Regions from separate parts of the Mus musculus genome. Here region 2 is linked to region 1. A link is a loop called in an ENCODE intact Hi-C map of the cell type or tissue named here. Cell type or tissue: left cerebral cortex. All regions are shown on one strand. Each heading gives the region's core, and the rest is flanking DNA. Links, peaks and the distances in the headings are about the cores only.

Evidence for each region. A loop is a pair of places that touch in the nucleus more often than their neighbours do. Peaks named below come from ENCODE experiments on the same cell type or tissue, not always from the same donor. Only the 100,000 strongest peaks of a DNase experiment are listed, where the experiment ranks them.
Region 2: a loop joins it to region 1, with 2.5 times the contacts of the local background. A loop is called at or near these places in 3 of 42 quality-filtered maps.

The regions. Positions count from the first base shown.
Region 1 is chr17:84,576,664-84,586,872 of GRCm38, reverse strand. Plekhh2 (pleckstrin homology domain containing, family H (with MyTH4 domain) member 2) reads right to left here. Exons shown (of 30, transcript NM_177606.4): 15 at 9,557-9,715; 16 at 3,328-3,408; 17 at 397-576. Among named protein-coding and RNA genes, the nearest start is that of 4930500A05Rik, 29 kb to the right of the region's middle. In left cerebral cortex, for the core only: no CTCF peak of the experiment used is centred there; DNase peaks (open chromatin) are centred at 1,551, 4,654 and 6,187.
Region 2 is chr17:84,507,275-84,517,483 of GRCm38, reverse strand. It overlaps Plekhh2 (pleckstrin homology domain containing, family H (with MyTH4 domain) member 2), which reads right to left and starts at 5,589. Exons shown (of 30, transcript NM_177606.4): 1 at 5,520-5,589. In left cerebral cortex, for the core only: a CTCF peak has its summit at 5,640; DNase peaks (open chromatin) are centred at 5,645, 6,011 and 6,929; H3K4me3 peaks cover 1,488 bases; H3K27ac peaks cover 1,219 bases.

The sequences.
Region 1 (10,209 bases), core at 1,205-9,204:
ATATACATACAGCAAATATAGTTATTCACTTTTGTTGTCTCTAAACCTAAGTTTTTACAGGAAAAAAACAACAAAGAATGAAAGCTGTTAGAGCCTTAGGCTCACTGGGTGTGCCCAGCCCGGGATGCTCACACTTGTACACAGAAGGAGCATCCATCCCCCACGACTGCCACTAATTTTGATCTTGAGACAGTTTTATCAATAGATTGAAGACCAGCATGTTTAGATGAGGATTATTTCCTGATAGGTAAAAAAAAGTCACAGAAAACAGAAATTAAAAGGCTTTTTTTTCCTCCCCCAAATTTGTTCTTAATCCCATTAAAATTGGCCTGAAACCCTCAGTACGTGAAGTATAACGTCTGAGTCACTTTAGAAGAACTGGGAGATGTTAGGTACCTTCTCGTGCTTAGATCCGATGAGCAGGTAAGTAGGGCCCTGGTCTTTGGGGTGGACAATGATGGTGTAGTGAGTGGACAGCAGATAGCACCCCCGGGTCTCATAGTCCTCGTCGGAGTCACAGGACCTGTCCACCTCTTCCACCTTAGCCTCCCAGAGTTTGAGCTGACCTAGAGGGAACTGAAGCGAAGGCCAGTTACTCGAGCGAAGGTGCTGTCTGTCTCTTCCTTTACAAGTTACTGCGGCCCTTTCCTCTTCTCCTTTAAAAGGCATGCTTTGAGAGTCAAATACCTCACTGAAATCTAACATGGCCATGTTGTCACAACATGACAGCAAAAGGCAGAAACCCTAACTGTGATATAAAACCACTGAGTGAATACTGGACATTTAACACTTGAGGCAAAAATAACCAGGATGCACTCTGGTGACGGATTCCTGGCTCAGGATGCAGTTATATTTCAGCCTAAATACTCAGTGGACTGTCTTCCTCACAGATTGGTGAGTGGTTTGGTTTAAGCTAGTCAATCAAGAGGTAAAATGTAGACATAGGCTCCAGATTGTCCACAGAAAGACATAACGAGGCAGTTGGTACAGAGGCTAGCTTAGACCCCCATTGATGACCTGAGTTCTCAGACCATTGATCAAAGTGTGTCACACATCCCTGGGAAAGGCTGTAGCTCTTTCCACTGCAATTTAAGGGTAGGCAAATCTTCCTACAGCTGGTTTTGTTAAAGTTTACTCTTTCTTTTACTAACATAGCATGCCTCCCCTGCTCGCCAGTTAGTAGATCTGTATGTATTTAAACTTCTATGCTAGTTAAGGACATTGCAGGGCATTCTTCAGATTTATAGCTCCTAAAATATTTGGCCAGGTTCAAAAATGTTTGCAGAGATTACTTTTTTTTTTTCTTTTTGGCCGGGAAGGATGCTGAGACAATGCCTTACTATACATGCAGGTACAGCAGTCATCCCCCTGCATCAGCTTTCCAAGTACTGGCTGCAATTCTTTGAAAAAGCCAGTCCTAACCACAAAGACATGTGCGCTCTCTCCTCCGCTTCCGTGGTGCATTCCAAGGCTCTGTGCTTGGCCTCCCTGTCCTGACCACCTACACACGCAGTGGGTGATCTCATCTAAGCTCATGGCTTTAGTCCCAGCCTATGCTAGCTGTTCCCAGATGCCTAACTCCAGTCTGATCTGGACCCGGATGTCTAGCAGCATCTCAAGCTCCCTTCGGCGTCTCCCTCAGCCACCTGCTCCCCCAGCTGTCTCCACTGCCCTCAGTGATGTCATCTTTCCAAAAGTTTAGGCCAAAAACGCTGACAGTACTGCTGACCCTTTTACTTTGCTGACATAAGTTCTCATCTACAAGACCTCCAGAATATATGCTTGTTTCTGATTAGCGCCTCCACCAACCACAGCTGTCTCGGACTGGATTAGTCTACCAGTCTCCTGATTAGAATCTTCCCTGTTCCCTCCAGCCTGTTCCTAAGTTAAAGAGGATGAGACTGTGGCAGCTCTGCTCAAAATCCTCCAGTGTGTCCTGTCTTACTCAGAGTAAAAGTTGGAGGCAGTGGAACATGGCACTCCAGAGACGCCTTAATGAATAAATATTATCTTGTGCTAAATCTACCTGGTGGCTGGTTAATACTAAGGACTACTTAATTAAACATACTGTCTTTCACATGGAATGTATTTGAGTGTTAAAAAATGATTTTTATTTTATACGTATGTGTTTGTCTGTCTATGTTATGTTACATGTCTGTGGTTCCAGCAGAGGCCAGAAGAGATTGGCAGATTCCCTGGAACTGGAGTTACAGGTGACTGCGAGCATCTGTCTCAGTGTGGGTGTTGGGTACCAAACAGGTCCTCTAGAAGAGCATCCAGTCCCTGGCCTCTATCCCCTCAATTTATTCTAAAGATAAATTCACTTACTGAACTGCTCTAAAACTGTGCCCCAATTCCATATCGGAACTTTAATGCCCATTTTTTCTGAACATCAGTCTAGCAGGGAATGCTGAATGTCGCTCTGCACTGGGCCTAACGCTTCAGGCAGCACTGCCATGCAAGCTCTTCCTTGCTCCTCTGGACACATCTTTCTAACAGCTGTGACTGTTAACTCCCACGCCACCGGCAATGAGAGAACAATGGCCTGAATGTTAAATCCAGCTGGTAGACCTGAGAATACAGCCTGAGAAAAGGGACCAGGGAAATAACTGACCCACGTGGTCACTGGACCGAGTCTAGGGTCATTAACTGACCAGCCACAGGCTGCTGACACCGTCATTCTATACGAGCTTGAGGCTCATCGATATTGGCTAAATTCATGTAATTGTGGTAACACCAAGGTGACTGAGTGTCCACAATGACCTGTGACCCTTTTACCTTGGGTAGATGGCCTATCTTTCTACTTTCAGAGTGAGGATTACTCCAGTTCTTGGGTGTGAGGCAGATATTAGTTTAAAAATGAATAGACAGGATATAACACGTAAATGGATGGACTGGTAAGAGGCATCCAGGCATCCAAGACCCTACAGCCGAGCTGCTCAAACCCTGTAGCTTCTTCTAATTGGGCAGAACCCTGGGGAAAGCTGTTAAGGAATGTTAGCAGTAAAACAAGGCTTTGCTCTTCCAGTTCTTAGGAAGTACGTTAGGTACAAGCTACTAAGCCAAAGTTTAAAGCAAAGGCCAAGCAGGTTACTGTGGTAGGGGAGCAGGGTGGAGGGAGGGTATAGGGAACTTTCGGGATAGCATTTGAAATTTGAAATGTATATAAAGAAAATATCTAATAAAAAAAGAAATAAATGTAGATGACACCAAGCTACCAAAAAGTCTACCGTTTCCCCTAGCAACAGAAAAGCCAAAAAGAAAAGCTTTTTAAGCTAGCACATGCAAAATTCCTTCTCTCGTTGGGATATTAGAGTGGGTACATACCTTATCCTCTTGATTGCGGAAATAATACAAGACCTTTCCAACAAGCATGCACCAGACCCTCTTAGAGTAGCCATGCTTCACCTGGAATTACATTGCAATGGATTAAAATGTGGTTCAGAAGTCTGGAAAATTGCAGTATAGTTTACATGTTCTCTGTGAGGCTCCACAAATGCTGGCTCAAGACGGAAGTGGTCATCTGCTTAAACGCTGCCCAAGATTTGCCTGTGACAGTGGCTGATGGCACTGCACAGACTGGAAGCTTTACAGTGTACCATGCAATGATTCCGGAGAGTCTGCTGTGTGTCACATGAAAAGCTGCAGGCTAGAACAGAAGTTCTTAACCTGTGGGATAGAACACCTTATGGGGCGGGGTGTCAAAAGACCCTTCCACAGGGTCTGTATATCAGATATCCTGCATATCAGATATTTATATTCTGATTCATAACAGCAGCAAAGTTACAGTTATGAAGTAGCAATGAAAATAACTTTATGGTTGGGGTCACCCCACCATGAGCAATTATTCTAAAGGGTCGCGTCGTTAGGAAAGTTGGGAACTGCTGGCCTAGGGTCAGGCGCAGATCAGATGAGTACCGTGAGGGTCAGAACCTGGTAGCCTTGACAGCTCTGGACTGTGAGTTCCCATCCGCACTAGTCCTGCTCGGCACAGGTATTCAAGGTCCACCCACACAGACCCCACAACATCCTCCACTCTCCAAGGACATGAAGAGACCCAGTCCTACCAGTGGGCAAGCTTAAGATGAAGCCCCATTATTCCCACTCCACAGACACACAGACACACAAACACACACATACAGAGACACAGATACACAGAGAGACACCCATAGACACACACACACACACACACACACACACACACACACACAAACACAGACACACACACACACACACACACACACACACACACACACAAACACAGACACACACACACACACACACACACAAACACAGACACACACAGACACACACACACACACACACACAGACACACACACAGACAAACACATTCATGCTCCAGTACCCTCAGGCAAGTGACTTACCCTGTCACAACGTAGGATAACCCGGGCTATCGTTTGACCAAAGGAGACAACACATAAAATCAAAATATAATAGTGACTGCAATGAATGTTTCCTTCCTCACTATATAAAGAGTCAAACACATGGCCTCTCTTAAAACCACAAAAACCAGCTAGCCTGCAGCATTCCAAGTTATGGTTTAAATGAATAACTCTGCCTAATGTTTTGATGGATTTAGAATGCTCCTTGAGAAACAGCAACAACCAAATGTTGCATTTGGCACAACACCCCTCAGTTTAATTAAATTTGGAAACATGTATTTACAGAGGAATATCCTGGGCTTTTAAACAGTACGCTGCAGGGCTGTTTCCTCTTTCTTTAAACAGCTCCGAAAGAAGGTTCTTCAAAACTAGAGTCTAATTCATGTACTTGGAAAGGATTTATTTTTAAGACAGAACAATGACTACATCCAGACCAAAAGTGGGGTCCTTTATTAATACTATAAAGCTGTGCTTTACACTGGAGCAAAGTCTGACGACTCAGCTGAGTAATGCCAGCCCTCAGGGGGAGAGGCGGGATTATGGAGTTGGAGGCCAGCCTGGGACACCTAGCTAATACTAGACCAGCCTGAGCTGCACAGAGGGACCCTGTGTCCAAAATAAAGAGAGGGGGGGGAGAGAGAGAGAGAGAAGGAGGGGGGAGTGAGAGAGCGAGCGAGCGAGCGAGAGAGAGAGAGAGAGAGAGAGAGAGAGAGAGAGATTGGAAGCTGTGCTTTACAAATACAAACACAGACCATCTTTATGCAGTCATCTTATACTAGGATTTCTTCAAACTCTGGATCCGAAAGCATTTTAACAAAATATATTATACTAGACAAATCCTTATGGTGATGTATTGGCAGATCAAATAATTTAAAAACTGAATTTTGACCTTTGATAATAAAGGCTTTCCATATCAATGTAGTTAAAATAGATTTTACTCTAATTCTCTGTCCAACACACAAAACTCAAGCTTCCCTGGTCCTCTCATCTTATCCCCATAGTGTCTCCAACAAAAATCCTGTCACCAGCCTGGCTGACTTTAGTATCTACAAGAAACTCCTACGACACAACCTCCCATTCTTGAGTAGTTCTGAAGGGCCAGGTACTGCCTGAGCGCGCTTTACACGATTCAACGAAACCCCTTTCGTGTTTTTAACCCTTGGGGGTTGTCTCTATAACCATCTCCCATTTCACAGTTGCAGATACGGAGGTACAGGTCACACAGGTCGTGCCTAGGCAGTGTGGCTCACCAGCTTTCCCCCCTTGTCTCAGTCCAAGAGTCTCTTCAGCTTTCCATCTCCAGTAAACTCTGTCATTTCTCACACTGCCCACCCAGCCCTTGTCTTCACACCCTACGTCTTTCTTCTCCACGGGGAAAGGATTCTGTAACTTACACCCTGCAGCCGCTGACCGCCACTGCCTCCCACTCCCTGGCCCTCTCATTCACACCATCACTGTTCTTTGACCTTCTTCCCATCCCAGGCCCCCTTCCCCCCATCTGAACGTCTCCAGTGTCTCATTCCTGCCTGGTCTCTCCTCCTTCTCTGCCGACCTGCGATTTGATCATAAGACAATCCCTGCTCCAGGGCCGTGACCCAACTGCACTCATAAGCTCCTAACAAATCCATTCTGCAGACCTCACCTCTGCAGGCCTTTGCCTAGCCCAGGGGAGGGCATGAGAAGGAGAACCCCTGGTGGGCGGGTATCCGGAAACAGTTTTAGCCATGGCTGATGACTGTCGCGACAGATGGTGAGGGGACTGTACAGCCTTTACTTTTGTATGTTTGAAATTTTATAATAAAAACCGCACACTTCACACCACCACCTCGACACGCAGGCAGTAAAGCACGTTAAAAAAAATCAATTCTAGAATCCAGGTGATGGAAATATGGGTGTTTGCTGTAGAAATTCTTCCAAATCTATTTCATATTTAAAATTTACATAAGATGCTCCTGACCCCACACTCTAACATCTCTGCCTCCCACATGTGCACTGACTGGAGACACCAGAGACAAATTACTGACATGAACTGCAACCATTACAGTTCAGTGAGGCCTCAGCCATGCATGTAAAGTCCCACGTGTCTCAGGCTACACCACATTTCTAGTGACCACAGCCAACCCCTTTCCCACTTTTAGCAAAGACTTTTGTCTTAGGGAGACCAAGAAAACCAAGGACATTAGAAGTGACGTCATTCCATGTCCCTCCAATGCAGATGTTCGTCTGCAGCCCTCCTCACATCCTTCCACTGTGCCCTACCCCGACTCTCACCCACTCACTTCTGGATCTGAATCTCCCAGGTCTCCTGGCGTCTTCCTTCAGCCTGTAAATCCAGGCACATGTCTTTCCCATTCTCCTCTGACTCCACGTCCCCCAGCTGGATGCCTTCTGAAGTACTGGAGAGTCTAGACAGTCTATAAACTCGCATGCTACACTGGCCTCCCAGTTCCCCTCCATCCCTCCGCAATGTGCTGTCCTCCCAGAGCATGTCAGGCATGACCCAACTCCTGCCCAAGGGTTCCACCCCTCGGTTTTCTTGATCTCTTGGACTTTTCACCCGTGCCCCTACATGCCTTCCGTTTTATAGCGTTCCATTCTCCATTCCCTACGCTCAATACCTACAGTATGTCCTTTTTGGGTGCTTTCTCTTATCTTCATTGCTAACAGTCACTTAAATAATGCCAAGTCCTCAAGCCCTCCTGTCTCGCCAGCTTTCTCCTCCTGAACACACAGTGCTATGCCGTTCACCAGGAGGTTACAGGATAACTGTGTGAGGTAATGTCTCCAGAAATTGAGCTCAGGTTGCCGGCTGGATTGAGCCACCTTGCTAGCCTGTGCTGCTCCTTGGGTTAGGTGTCCTTCTGGGACCCAAAGCATCAGTATGTCCCCAATCCGCCTGCCCATCTCCTGAACGTTGCTCCTTCCTCACGAGCGTTCTTACCTAGTCCCACCCTTCATCTGGATACTTATAAAATCCTGTCCACTTCCTAACCCCAGTCCAGGCTGCTCTTACTGATGGCCACCACTTAAATTCGACTTCCTGTTTTGTTTCCCATAATAGTTTAGAGCCTCATGTGTACGAGAGCCGTGGCTTCAGCTATTCTTAGGCTCTATCATGCCTCCCACAAATTCATCTTCCTCAGTGAGCAAGCTGTTAACAGCATCCATGTGTCCATGTCCCCCCGGAGGACTCTGATTTTAAAGAAACTTTTGAAGGACAAGATCCAGAATTAAATCAGTCAAGTTCTTCATAAATGTCTTCACAATATGCATAGTATTAGTAATATTTAATTGTTATGTTTTATTCTTAGTAAAAATATTATCAGGTGCCAAAGTGGCATCTCTCTCTCTCTCTCTCTCTCTCTCTCTCTCATACCTCTATTCTGCGCACACAGAGGTGGATGGATCTCTGTGAGTTTAAGGCCAGCCAGTCTACATAGTGAGTTACAGGCCCCCCCAGGGCCACATAGTGAGACCCTGCCTGACAAAAACAATCCTAAGCATCAGGAGAGAAATCTTCGCATCCTGCCCACAAGCACAAATGGCTGAGTTATTTAACTCCATTGTTTAAGCTCATTTAAAACGCAGGCATGGGCTGGAGAGGTGACTTACTGAGTAAAGGTGTTTGCTGCACTTGTCTGACCCTGATGAAGGACTCCTCGAACCCATGTAAACCCCAGTGCTAGGGGTGCAGACACAGGAACACCCCAAAGCCTGCTAAGCCAGCCAGTCTAAGCTCCTGTCAGCTCCAGGCTCAGTAAGAGAAACAAACAAAGCTAGGTGGACAGCACTTGAAGACACTTGACCTGAACTTCTAACTTATACATACACGCAGCTCACACACATACACATATTCACGCATACACCGCACTCTCACACGCACACATTCACATGCACACACTTACATATACATAGACATAGTCATAAACATAGACATAGACACACACACACATAGACATAGACACACACACACATTCACCATACACACACACACACACACACACATTCACCATACACACACACACACACACACACACACACACACCCCTAGCACGTGTCCCTGTTGAATACACTGGTGAATTCTTACTTTTGGTGCTGAGTGTGTTACCCATGTTATCATTAGATACAAGTGACAGAGTAGTAGATATACAGTTTTCACCTCTTAACATAACAGGACTCAAGCACATCACTATGAATGTTTTACTATGCATTCTCAAAAGTGACCAACAGGATGTTTTAAACATTTGAATGAATATGGACTCCATCCTTTGTAAGTCCCTATAGTCTCCTGCAAATGAAAACTTCTGAAGACAGATTCTTCCAACAGAGAGGACTCAGATGGAATGTTTAAAAATGCTTTATACATGCTTAAAATCACATCTATCATCTATCTATCTATCTATCTATCTATCCATCCATCCCAATGGATAAGCACAAGCTACACTACATGTGTGGAGTCAGAGGACAGTGTGTGAGAACTGTCCTCTTCATACCAGAGACTACATCCGAGGCGTGGCCTGGGTGCCTTTATCTGCTGAGCTAGCATCTCACCAACCCCCAAATGGATGTGTTTTTAAAATATTTGATATTTGGGCTGGGGGAGGCATGCTCAGAAGGTGAAGTGCATACTATTAAATATCAGGACCTGAGTTTATTCCAGCACCCAGAGAAAAAGCCAGGCACTGTGGTGTGTGCTTTTAATCCCCTTGTGTGGAAGAGGATTGATCCCTCAGGACTCTGACCAGCTAGCCTTGTTGATAAACCTTTGTCTCACAGAACAAGCTCAGGGCTGGTGGGTGCTTAACACCATGTCTAGTGGTCTGCACTTAACCTCAGAACCCTCAGGTTAAAGATGAGAACCATCTCCCACATGTAAGTACTTAGTGCAATAGGAGTATGTCATGATGTATTGTGAAGTCTCTCATGCACAAATTCTCTCTCTCTCTCTCTCTCTCTCTCTCTCTCTCTCTCTCTCTCTCTCACTCACTCACACACACACATTCAGACCTTCAGGCTTGGCAGAAAGCACTTTGAGCTATCTTACCCCCAAACAGAATATTAGATATAGATTTACTATCTGAGCTTCACCATTCATGATGCATCGCACTCACCAAAGCAGCAGCCTAGGATGCTGCCGAGGACAAGGGTCCTACCTTGGTGAGCAAGCCCTTTACTGCGGGTTTGCCCTCAGGCTGCAGGCAAAGAGGGTTCGCAGCTTGTACTCGCAGAACGCTCTGTAACACTTTGATCCATTCTTCCAGTATATTGGGAGAATCCGCCGTCAGATAGTATGTGTGCTTCTCTGTGGCCAGCTGGAAGGGGATACAGAGAGGCAGTCATGATGACTTAGTCCTGTCCAGTCAAGCATCGCTACTGACAGGGAAGTGCACATGGTTCACCTAGTGTCTGGTTTCAAGGAAATGGAGAATCCTTTAGCCACTGTCTGAGAATGTCGGCCACTGAGTCCTTCTCACGTGGGTCTGACACACTTCATACTGTTAAATCTAGGGTTGTGGTTTTATATCTGTAATTGTCACATGTTCTTTCTCTCCCCTCTGTGTGACAAGCTCTAGGCTGTTGAACAGGAAGGTTAAAGGTGACGGTGAACTCACGCACAGTTAACAGTGCAAGAGGGGATGTTCATGGAGAGAAGTGACGCAACGAACCATAAACAAATGAGAAGAATTCTACACCAACTCCTGCGGCTGCACGTGACCCTTTTCCACGAACTCACAGCATTCCAGTCTCAAATTAACTGTGTTGCCAATTTCCCCCAAAATTTCAGGGCTTTCCAATCAATTCTTTA
Region 2 (10,209 bases), core at 665-8,664, 69 kb after region 1:
AATACAACCTTGTGATTACAATCAATTTCTTTCTGAAAAGGGACCAAGACCACTGAACAGGAAAGAGGATATGAAGTGGTGCAACTAGCTAGCCAGATGCAGAAGAACGAATGTGGTCCCCTTCCCTCATCCCAGATACACACATTAGCATTAAATGTATCAAAGGCTTAAATGTAACCCACCGCTCTAAGAAATCGCAAAATAGATACATGGAACCTCATCAAAAATTTAGGAATTATGGGCCTTTAAGGACACAATGAAGAACTTGCAAAAATAGCCTACAGACCGACAGAAAAAGATTTGAAAATCAGGTATGTGAGAAGAGATGTGCCCAGAATATGGAAACGATTCAAACAACTTAATCAGCAACACAAACAACCTTCCAGATTGAGCGGCACACACCTTTAAACGCAGCACTAAGGAAGTAGAAGCAGGCAGATCTCTATAAGTTCAAGGCCAGCCTGGTCTACACAGTGAGTTCCAGGACAGACAGAGTTACATAGCAAGACCCCATCTCAAACACAAAACAAAAGAGGACAATCTTATTCTAATTTTTATTACTATTACTTTATACATCTGTGACTGCACTTGCCCCTCCCTTCCTCTCCTCCCAGCCTGCCCCCCCCAACTTGTCCTCTGCCCCTCCCCCTACAAACCCACTCCTCTTCCATCTCTTTTCAGAAAAGGGCAGGCTACCAACCAAACTCGACATATCAAGTTGTAGTAAGACCAGGCACCTCCACTCTTATTCAGGCTGGATGAGGCAACCCAGTATGAGAAAAAAAAAGGTGGGGGTCCCAAAAGCAGGTAAAAGAGTCAGAGACAAAAAGTAGGCCGGGGCCCAGCAAACACAGAAGTGGATGCTCACAGTCAGCTAATGGATGGATCATAGGGCTCCCAATGGAGGAGCTAGAGAAAGTAGCCAAGGAGCTAAAGGGATCTGCAACCCTATAGGTGGAACAACATTATGAGCTAACCAGTACCCCGGAGCTCTTGACTCTAGCTGCATATATATCAAAAGATGGCCTAGTCGGCCATCACTGGAAAGAGAGGCCCATTGGACTTGCAAACTTTATATGCCCCAGTACAGGGGAATACCAGGGCCAAAAAGGGGGAGTGGGTGGGCAGGGGAGTGGGGGTGGGTGGATATGGGGGACTTTTGGTATAGCATTGGAAATGTAAATGAGTTAAATACCTAATAAAAAATGGAAAAAAAAAAAAAAAAAAAAAGTAGGCAAAATCAGGGGCTTGCTTGGCCAAGTGCTTGCCATGCAAGGATGAAACCTGATTCAAACCTCAACCGAGCAAATTCCTCCCTGAGTAGGCAAGCTGTAGGATACTTTCTAGACTGATGATTGACGTAGGTGGGCTCAGGCCGTGGGGGTGGGGCAAGGCCACCCCTGGCGGTCACTAGCTGTGTAAGAAGCCAGGCTGAGCTAGCTATGAGGACAAAAAACAGTAAGCAGAATTCCTCATTGGCCTCTACTTCAGTCCTGTCTGAAGGTTCCTGCACTGACTCCCCTCAGAGACGGAGTGTATGATCTATACATTGCCAGCTTTATAAATAAATAAATAAATGAATGAATGAATGAATGAATGAATGAATAAATAAATAAATAAATAAATAAATAAATAAATAAATAAATATAAATAAAGGCCCTTTCCTCCCCAAGTTGCTTTTGGCCACAGTGTTTTATCACAGCAATAGAAACCTTAACTAAGGCAGAAATTGGACCAGAACATGTACTATTGCTATAATCAACCTGACCATATTTTTTTAATTTATTCTTCTTTCATATATGACATCCCAATTGCAGTTTCCTCTCCCTCCACCACTTCTTCTCCCAGTCCTTCTTCCACCTTCCCAGATCTGCTCCTCTCCTCCTCTCCTCCTCCTCCCCCTCCCCCCTCCCCTCCTCCTCCTCCTCCTCCTCCTCCTCCGTTTCCCTTCAGAAAAGAGCAGGCCTACCAGAGACATCAATGGAACATGCCATAAACAGGATGCAATAAGACTAGGCACACACGCCCATATAAAGGCTGGACAAGGCAACCCAGTAGAAGAAAAAAGGTCTGTGGAGCAGCTGAAAGAGACAGAGACACCCTCCCACTCCCACTGTTAGGAGTCCTGCAAGAAGACCAAGCTACACAACTGTTAACATATATGTCGGGGACCTAGCTCAGATGCAAGCAGGCTCCCTGCTTGTTGGTTCAATGTCTGTGAGTCCCTAAAAGCCCTGCTTAGTTGATTATGTGGGCTGGGTTCTTGTGGTGTCTTTGACCCCTCTGCCTCCTACAAACCTTCTGACCCCTCTTCTGTGGGGTTCTCTGAGTTTGGCCTAATGGTTCTCTACATCTGCTCCCAAGCTATGCTTTTGTTATTATTGTTTTGTTTTGTTTTTGTTTTGATTTGTTTTTTTTAAGGAGGGTTGTGCAAAGAGTTTGGAAAAGCCATTGAGCGCTCAGAGCTCAGCAAGCTGTTCTTGGGAGCCTGAGAGATGACAATGTTGCAAGTGATAAAGACACTGGAGGCCTGGCTTGTGAAGTTCCAGAAGGAAGTTTGAGAGTACAGTAGGCATAACGTTATTGTGCACCATGTAAAAATTATCCTTGCATTTTTCAAATGCTGATTTCTGGACCCCCCATATCTGATTGCAGTCCTTATTCTAAGTATCTCTGGCCTCAACGTTGTGTAGGCATTGCTCCTCATCTGTTCTCTGATTGGTCAATGAAAAGGATGATCAGTCAATGACTGAGCAGGGGAGAGAATAGGGTTGGACTTCTTCCCAGCATGGGGAAGAGGGAAGGAAAGAGAGAAAGTGGGGATTCCACAAGGGGAGAGTCAAGGAGACACCATGAGAAAACATGAAGAGCCCAGATCGCCAGATCGGTGCTAAAATGCAAGCATCACTGGGATTCTGACTAGGAAGTATCCAGATTAGCTGAGAGGATTAAAATAGAGTGATATTGCCTGGCTGGTGTGCCCTTAAAGCTTGTTAAAGAAATAGAATAGTGCAGTCTCAATTATTTGGGAGCTAGCTGGGCTAAGGAGGAAAACCGCAACAAAAAATTACAAGTTGCCACTAACAGAGTACCTTAAAAACTTTATTGGGATCATTCGATACTTTGGTTTAAGAATCTGGACAGCTGGGGTTGAAGAATCAGCCTGATAGAAGGGACCAGAGCCCCTGAAGTAAGACCTTTGCTTTACCTGGGCAATCAATGCTGGTTAGCTAGAGCTGAGATTTTACCAGCGATTTAGAGACCAGCAATACTGAGGTAAATTTTACTGGGAATATGTCCTCAGAGTCAGCGCACAGAAGCTGTGGTCCAGAGAAAGCCAAGGCTGCATCTCATGCTGGCGGACAAACTTGGTAATGTATAGAGTCACCCAGATGGTTTTGAAGGCATGAAGGTGTCAGGGTGAACAGCTGAGCCTTGTGCAGTAGAAGCACAAGGACTGAAGTGTTCTTGGGGACAAGTTGGGTGAGGTCTGGCACGACGCGGTTGCTGCAGCAGGATCTTGGAGAGAGCGGTACTAAGGGGTAACCACCAAGGAACAGCAGCAGCTATGGGGTGAACTGGCCCGAGACGGGCTTCGTGTGGTGTGCTACTTATAACTACAGTTTTGCTACTGTTATGAATCATAACATACATGTGTTTTCTGATTGTTTTAAGTGACCTCTGAGAAAGGGTTATTCTACTCCAAAAAGGTCTCGACCCACAGGTTGAGAAGCACTGGACTAGAGTTTCTTAGTGGGCAGGAAGACACTATTCTCTAACTGGATAGTGATAACTGCGCAAATATGCCCCAATCCCCTGTCAAAGGGTCGATTTTATGATTTGTGAATTATATCCCAATTAAAAAGAATATATACAAACAAAAATGGATATATACTAAGAACACATTTACAGATTTAACCATTTATTATTAGTTGTTATCCCTGCCAGGAATCTCACCAATAACTCAAATAATAGAGAAGTAACTGTTAACCCCAACTACGAAAAGTACAGTACATATCTCTTACACTTTGCCAGGTAGAGATACCTAGGTAACAATACAAGAAAATTCAAAGTTAACTACATCTATTTGTCTTTAGTTGTTGTAATTATACATTTTTATGATGAAGTAGAAAAGCTTAAAGATGACCAAACATGCATCTGACATCTTTGGTGCCCAACAACCAGGTCATAATAAAAAGAAATTCAAGACTTCAGTTTGGTTTTGTGATAGCTCAAGGTCCAGACAAGAGGCGTCCTGGGTCCCTCTGTAATTCTGTATCTAGGTAGAAGGCAGCTGTAACCCAGCAGAGCTCCACCTTGGCTGGCTAAGAATGGGAATTCTCAACACTTTCAACGTCCCTAGTGACAGGACTGTATGGCTTCCACTTCTAAAAATGTCCTCTCTAAGTTTTGAACTCTAAGGGGATCTACCTTCTCTGCAGGGGGCAGACAAAAACTGAGGTTTTCCAAAGACTTCCAGTGACTTCGGAAATATTTACTGGCACAAAATAAACTGTTTATAGTTGTGGAGTGAACGCTCTTTTCTCTGAATCTCTGACTTCCTGTTTCTTTTCCAGCTCCTAAAAGGGGGTGGGAGAGGTTTGAAAAGACTAAAGTCCTGGGAAGGGAGGAAGGGAGAGAGGGAAAGAGCGAGGGAGGGAAGAAGGAAAGTTACTACCTAGACTCACACTGATGGAATTTAGATAATCCCCTAAAGCCTATATATTCTTTAGAACAGTTGGGTTGTAGGTTATGTCCTGCCTACCCCCAATGCAGAAAAGATGTCTTTAACTAGGCTGAAGCATGCTTGTTCAAAGAACCTTAGCACCTAGCCCTACTTGGGGCATGCCTGCCCTTCAGCGGCACTGCCCAGAACAGCCTTCTCCTCCACACTCCTCCTGGACACACACACACAGCCTATGAGGTCCAGGCTTGCAAAGACTGGAACTTTCACAAAGAAGCCAGTGACCCTCAGGTAGCCGGGCTAGAGGAGAGTTTTTGCAAGGCAGGGTGCCTCAACTCCTCCGGGGACAGATTCGTTTCGGGGTATGTCACCTTAGGGCGCTCTGGCGTCGGGCGGTCGGGCAAGCAGAGGTGTTAAAAATGAAAAGCTGGAGAACTGTGGTCCCGGGGTCCCCTCAAAGCACGGCTCATCAGAAGCGCAGGCCGAACTGTTGCATCGCCGATGGGACCCAAGGCGCGCGGGGACGCGGGGCTGCCCCGCAGCTCCCCTACCCGACGACCCCCAGCGGTACCACAAGCCAGGGGCCCTGCTTTTCTAACAGAACGTCACAGGAGCCCGAGGAACGTAGAGCCGTCCCCAGCCAGCTCCTGCGGGCGACCCGGGACCCGGCCGAGCCAGGGCGCGAGGCGTCCTGCGCTGCATCCCTGTCCCACTCCGCCGACCCCGCCGACCCCTTCCTCGCCGGCAACCCAGGACGCCCTGGTTCCCGGGGTAAGGAACCCGGGAGGCTCGGTCCCCGAGGACGCTGGACCCCGCGCTCTGCCCACCTGCCTACCTCTGCGGCGGCGCCTGATGTTCCGGCTCGCCAGTCACCCGGCTCCGCCGGCTTCCCCGGCTCTCAGCCCGCGCCGACCGCACTCGGAGCTCCGAGCGGCCGGGACAGCGCCGCCTCCTGCGGGATTGGCGGCCGGAGTAGCTAATCGGAAGACGCAGCCGACCACCTGGCGTCACTGGAGGAGGTGTTTATAACTCTAGCTCCTCCCGGTGCCCCTCGGAGTAAAGAGCCCTGACCCAAGAGGTATTCCCACTGCCTTCCCCACACCTAGATTTTAAGGCCTGATGAAGCACTTAGTCACCTCTTTTCCATTCCTTTTGCCTCGATTGGACCTATGGACCATCCTGTTGCATTGTCTCTAGGCGTGAACTCTCTCCTCTGGCCAGTCTGTCTTTCTACATTAACTAGTGTAAGTGTGCACTTTGCCAAGGCCTTTATTGTCTTCCAGGTTGGGTTTAAATGGCCAAGAACGGATTCCGTGTGTAGCCTGAAAAACCTCCCTCGTAGTTGTGCAAGTTTAGTTTTTACAGCTGCTGCTCACACCTCGGGTGACTGTGGTCTGAGGTCTGAGGAATCCAGCTGGGAGCATTGACATGCTGTTTCCTTCCCACCTTTAAAAGTTCTATCTCTCCTCTCAGCCCAGTGAGTCTCCAGACTGCCCCACATAGTGGAAACCTCTGCTCCCGTTTTTTGCCCTCAGAACGTCCGGTTTTTTGCCTCTCTTGGAGTGAGTGCACACGTTTGCCTGACCTACTATTGCCACTGTAGGCCAGCAAGCATTTCAAAGGGAGGAGCTGTTATGTTCTTTTGCAAATCGCACAAAAGCATATTGCGTGAGCACATGAATGATAAATCTGGTTGGATTTCACATCCCAAGCAGGGGCCTAAAGAGGCCAGTCTTGGGAGTTGTTAAGGGACCAGAGAGAGGGGAGAGGGAGGAGAGGGGAGGGAAGGGGAGGGAAGGGGAGGGGAGTGGGAGGAGAGGGACAAATTCTGGATGTTAGAGGTAATCCTTCCCCAGGTCATCAAACTAGGTCAGACAAATTGCTCTCTTTGATACACAGTTCACTAATAGAAGGCATCAGAAGGCTTTTCCCACTTCAGTCTTTTTACAAAAGAAAAAGCCAACCTTATATATATATATAAAAAATACTAAAGTGATAAATTTTGCAAAGTTCCTTAGAGGGAAAGCCCTAAGTGAAAACAAATAAGGCCAGCAAGCAAGCACCAGGCGTCCATGTTTCTTCCAGATGAGCACTAATTTTGGACTGGATCCCAGACAACCCCCACACATCAAATTCTTTCTGCCTTCTGTGGGAGCTGATGATGCATAGCATATGAAAAATTGTCTCCAAACAGCCTTGGCAAACAAGCAGGCTGGACTGGGCTCATTTTACAGAGCATGCGGGAGTTAAATCAACAGTTAAAGTAACTTGCATAATTTAGCACAGCAAGTCAGCAGAGACCCAACAAGAGAAAGACGGAGGATGCCAAAATAGAATCACTTCCGTTTGTGAGTCAGAAACACTAAATAGACTAGTGAGCTGAGTGAATACGTTCAGTCATAAAAAGCAGCTTTCTCAACATGACTGCCATCTTTGTAAGGCTCAGCCAATATTTACTTACAGTCACCTTTTTCTAGAAACATGACAAACTGAATTTGGCTATGATTTTTTTTAAAGGTGCAGTAGCTTCCTTTTTCTGGCCGTAGAAAACAAAACCAAAGCAAACAACCAAAAACCCCAAGCTCCACATGATAGGATGGAATAGTATTCAGAGCTAAAAAGAGGTGGAAGCTGGGCGGCCCGGACCTAAAAGGATCAAGCTCATTGTCAGCTACATAGTGAACCTGAGGTTCGAGAGACTGAAAGACAGACAGGGTGAGACTGAAAGACAGACAGGGTGAGACTGAAAGACAGACAGGGTGATGAGGGAGAGAAATCAAGCTACGGGTTGAATAAGCCTTGGAAAATACACTAAATGAAAAGAGCTAATCACAAAATTGGAAATATTGTATGATTCCGTAAATATGGGATGCTCAGAGAAGTGGATTCATCATTACCCTGGGCTGAGAAAGATGCAGGTGTTCGTCTAGGGCAGTAGTTCTCAACCTGTGGGTTGCAACCTCTTCGAGGGTTAAACAACCCTTCACAGGGGTCATCTAAAACTATTGGAAAACACAGATGTTTACATTGTGATTCACAACAGTAGCAACATTGTAGTTATGAAGTAGCAACTAGAATACTTTATGGTTGGGGTCAGCACATGGGAGCTGTGTTAAAGGCTCACAGCATCAGGAAGGTTGAGAACCACTGGTATGTGGGGGATGAAGTGCTTTGAAGGGTGAGTAATCAAAGTGTCTCTGGAAAGTTCCATACCTGTACATCTCTGACTACACTAAAAGCCATGACCATGTATAACTCAAATGGGTGAGTTGTGTGTTTTATGATAAAACTCAAAGGTATTTTTAGGGGCAGGAGAGATGGCTTAGAGGTCAAGTGCCTGCCACACAGCAGGAGTGGGTCCTCATCAGGCATGTACAAGCTGGGTAGAGTGGTCCCCAGTTATGGGGATGCTGAGCCAGACTCCTGGAGCTCAGTGGGCGCCCAGCCAAGTCAGTGAGCTCCAAGTTCAGTGTACGGCTCCGTCTGTCTCGAAAGATAAAGTGGAAGGCAAGCAAGGAGGGTACCTGATGACCTCTGACCTCTGGCCTCTGTGCAGTCATGTGTATTTTCAAACACATGTATTTTCAAATGCACCCACAGGCATGGCTTTCTCATTTTTTTGTTTTCTATATTAAGTGGAAGAAGATAGAAATTCCCTGATCAGCCCTCTTAACTGTCCATGGCTGTGTGTGCCTTAGTCACTTATTTGCCTCGGTAGCTACAGTCTGGTTTCTGTAGCAAAGTCATACTGGCTTCCTCTTTCACATGATGATAAGAGATGTGAGAGCAGAAACACTGGTTCTTGTCTTAGTGAATGCCCCGCTTGTAGCACAGTGCCTGGCACTCAGCAAGGACACCATAAATATTTATTAGATGATAGACAAAGGCAGAGAGGGATGCATTTCATTGGCTACTTGTGAGATCCCAGGCTCCGTGTTATAAGGAATACAAAGGGGAACAAAATCCATCAGCTGGATCCTCTGTGTTCCTAGAGTTCCATCCTAGGAAGAAAGATGAATGTTCATTAAACACATACACTCACTAGGCACTGTGAGGGAAATGCCCGTGATATCACACAGCTCAGTGATGCACAGGAGATATTTCATGCTCAGAAGTCAAGACGCCTTTCTTGACCTCTTCTTCTTCTTCTTTTTAAATTTATTTATTTATTTATTTATTTATTTATTTATTTTGAGATGAGGTCTGAGAAAATTAACCAGGAACAATCAAGGGATGATAGGAAGCGCATTGTGGATAGGGAGAACAGCAGGTACCAGGCTTTGTGGTTAAGAGGAGACTAATATACCAGAGGGACTGAATAAAGGACACGGACATGGCACCAGGAGCACTTGAGATGGGGAGAATAGCAGAGAGGGCTGGAAGGAAAGTGAGTCCGCGCCCATCAGAGGCTGTGAAGAAAGGGCTTCTCACACTGTAACCAGATTCGAGTTAGAACTCGGAGTCAGGATTCATGGTCTGGTGTGGGGACTAAGAAGCCCAAGGGATGCACATTGTATGGGTACCCCTTAACTATGTTATAGCTATCAAACATGGGAATGTCGTAACTACGTTATAGCGATGGGACAGCTCTCACACGATGGGCTACATCCCATATGGGTTCGTATAACTAAATGTGGAAATTGAGATAAATTGGTAACAGTGAAAGATTTCTGGAAGTGCAGTTGTCACAACTTCAGTCAAGATCAAAAGCAGGGTGCTTCTGGGTGGCACTTTCCAGCCCCACTGCAGCTTTGGCTCAGAACCCAGGTTTGCGCTTTTCACTGCATGTGCCCCTTTGCCGTGCAGCACCAGTGAAAGCTGCCTCAAACCCCTCGTCTCAGAGTCCAGAATACTGTGTGTTATGAGCCATCCTAAAACTAAAAGAAGCGTCTGAATAAAAAGGGGCCAGGACAACAACCAACGTGTCCTCCCAGTGGAATGGTGGTCAAGGAAGACAGCTTGCTTGGTGTTAAGTCTTACTCCATTTTGGACTTCGGTGATAAAATATCTGACTGTGCGGCATGTAAATGTTTCTGATGTTACTAAAGACAGGAGATTAGATTATTGCCGTTGCATCAAACATGGCAGATGACATCATGGTGGGAATGTGTGGCCGAGGGCGAAGTTCCACAAGACAGAAAGCACTAGAGCAGGGAAATAATGTCAGAGTCTAAAAAACGACTGGCCTCGAGGGAACACGTGTGCACATGACAAATCTGTCCCTCTATTAGACCGTACAAATTCACTCATGATGGAAGAACCATGACCTAATTACCTCCCCCAGGTCCCGTGTCCTAAAGATCTCAGCACACCAATACTACCCCACTGGTTACCATGTTTCTATCTCATGAACTCTAGGGGAACAAATATAGCCTAAGTATAGCAGTATATCCCAGTGCTTGGGGCATGATGACTTTCTCAATCCTTGGGTTTTGATGGAGACAAAACTCTCTGATCTCACCCCATTGGGTGATCTGTATCCTCATTATCACTGTGTCTGTAGGCAGCACCCATCAGTGGTGACA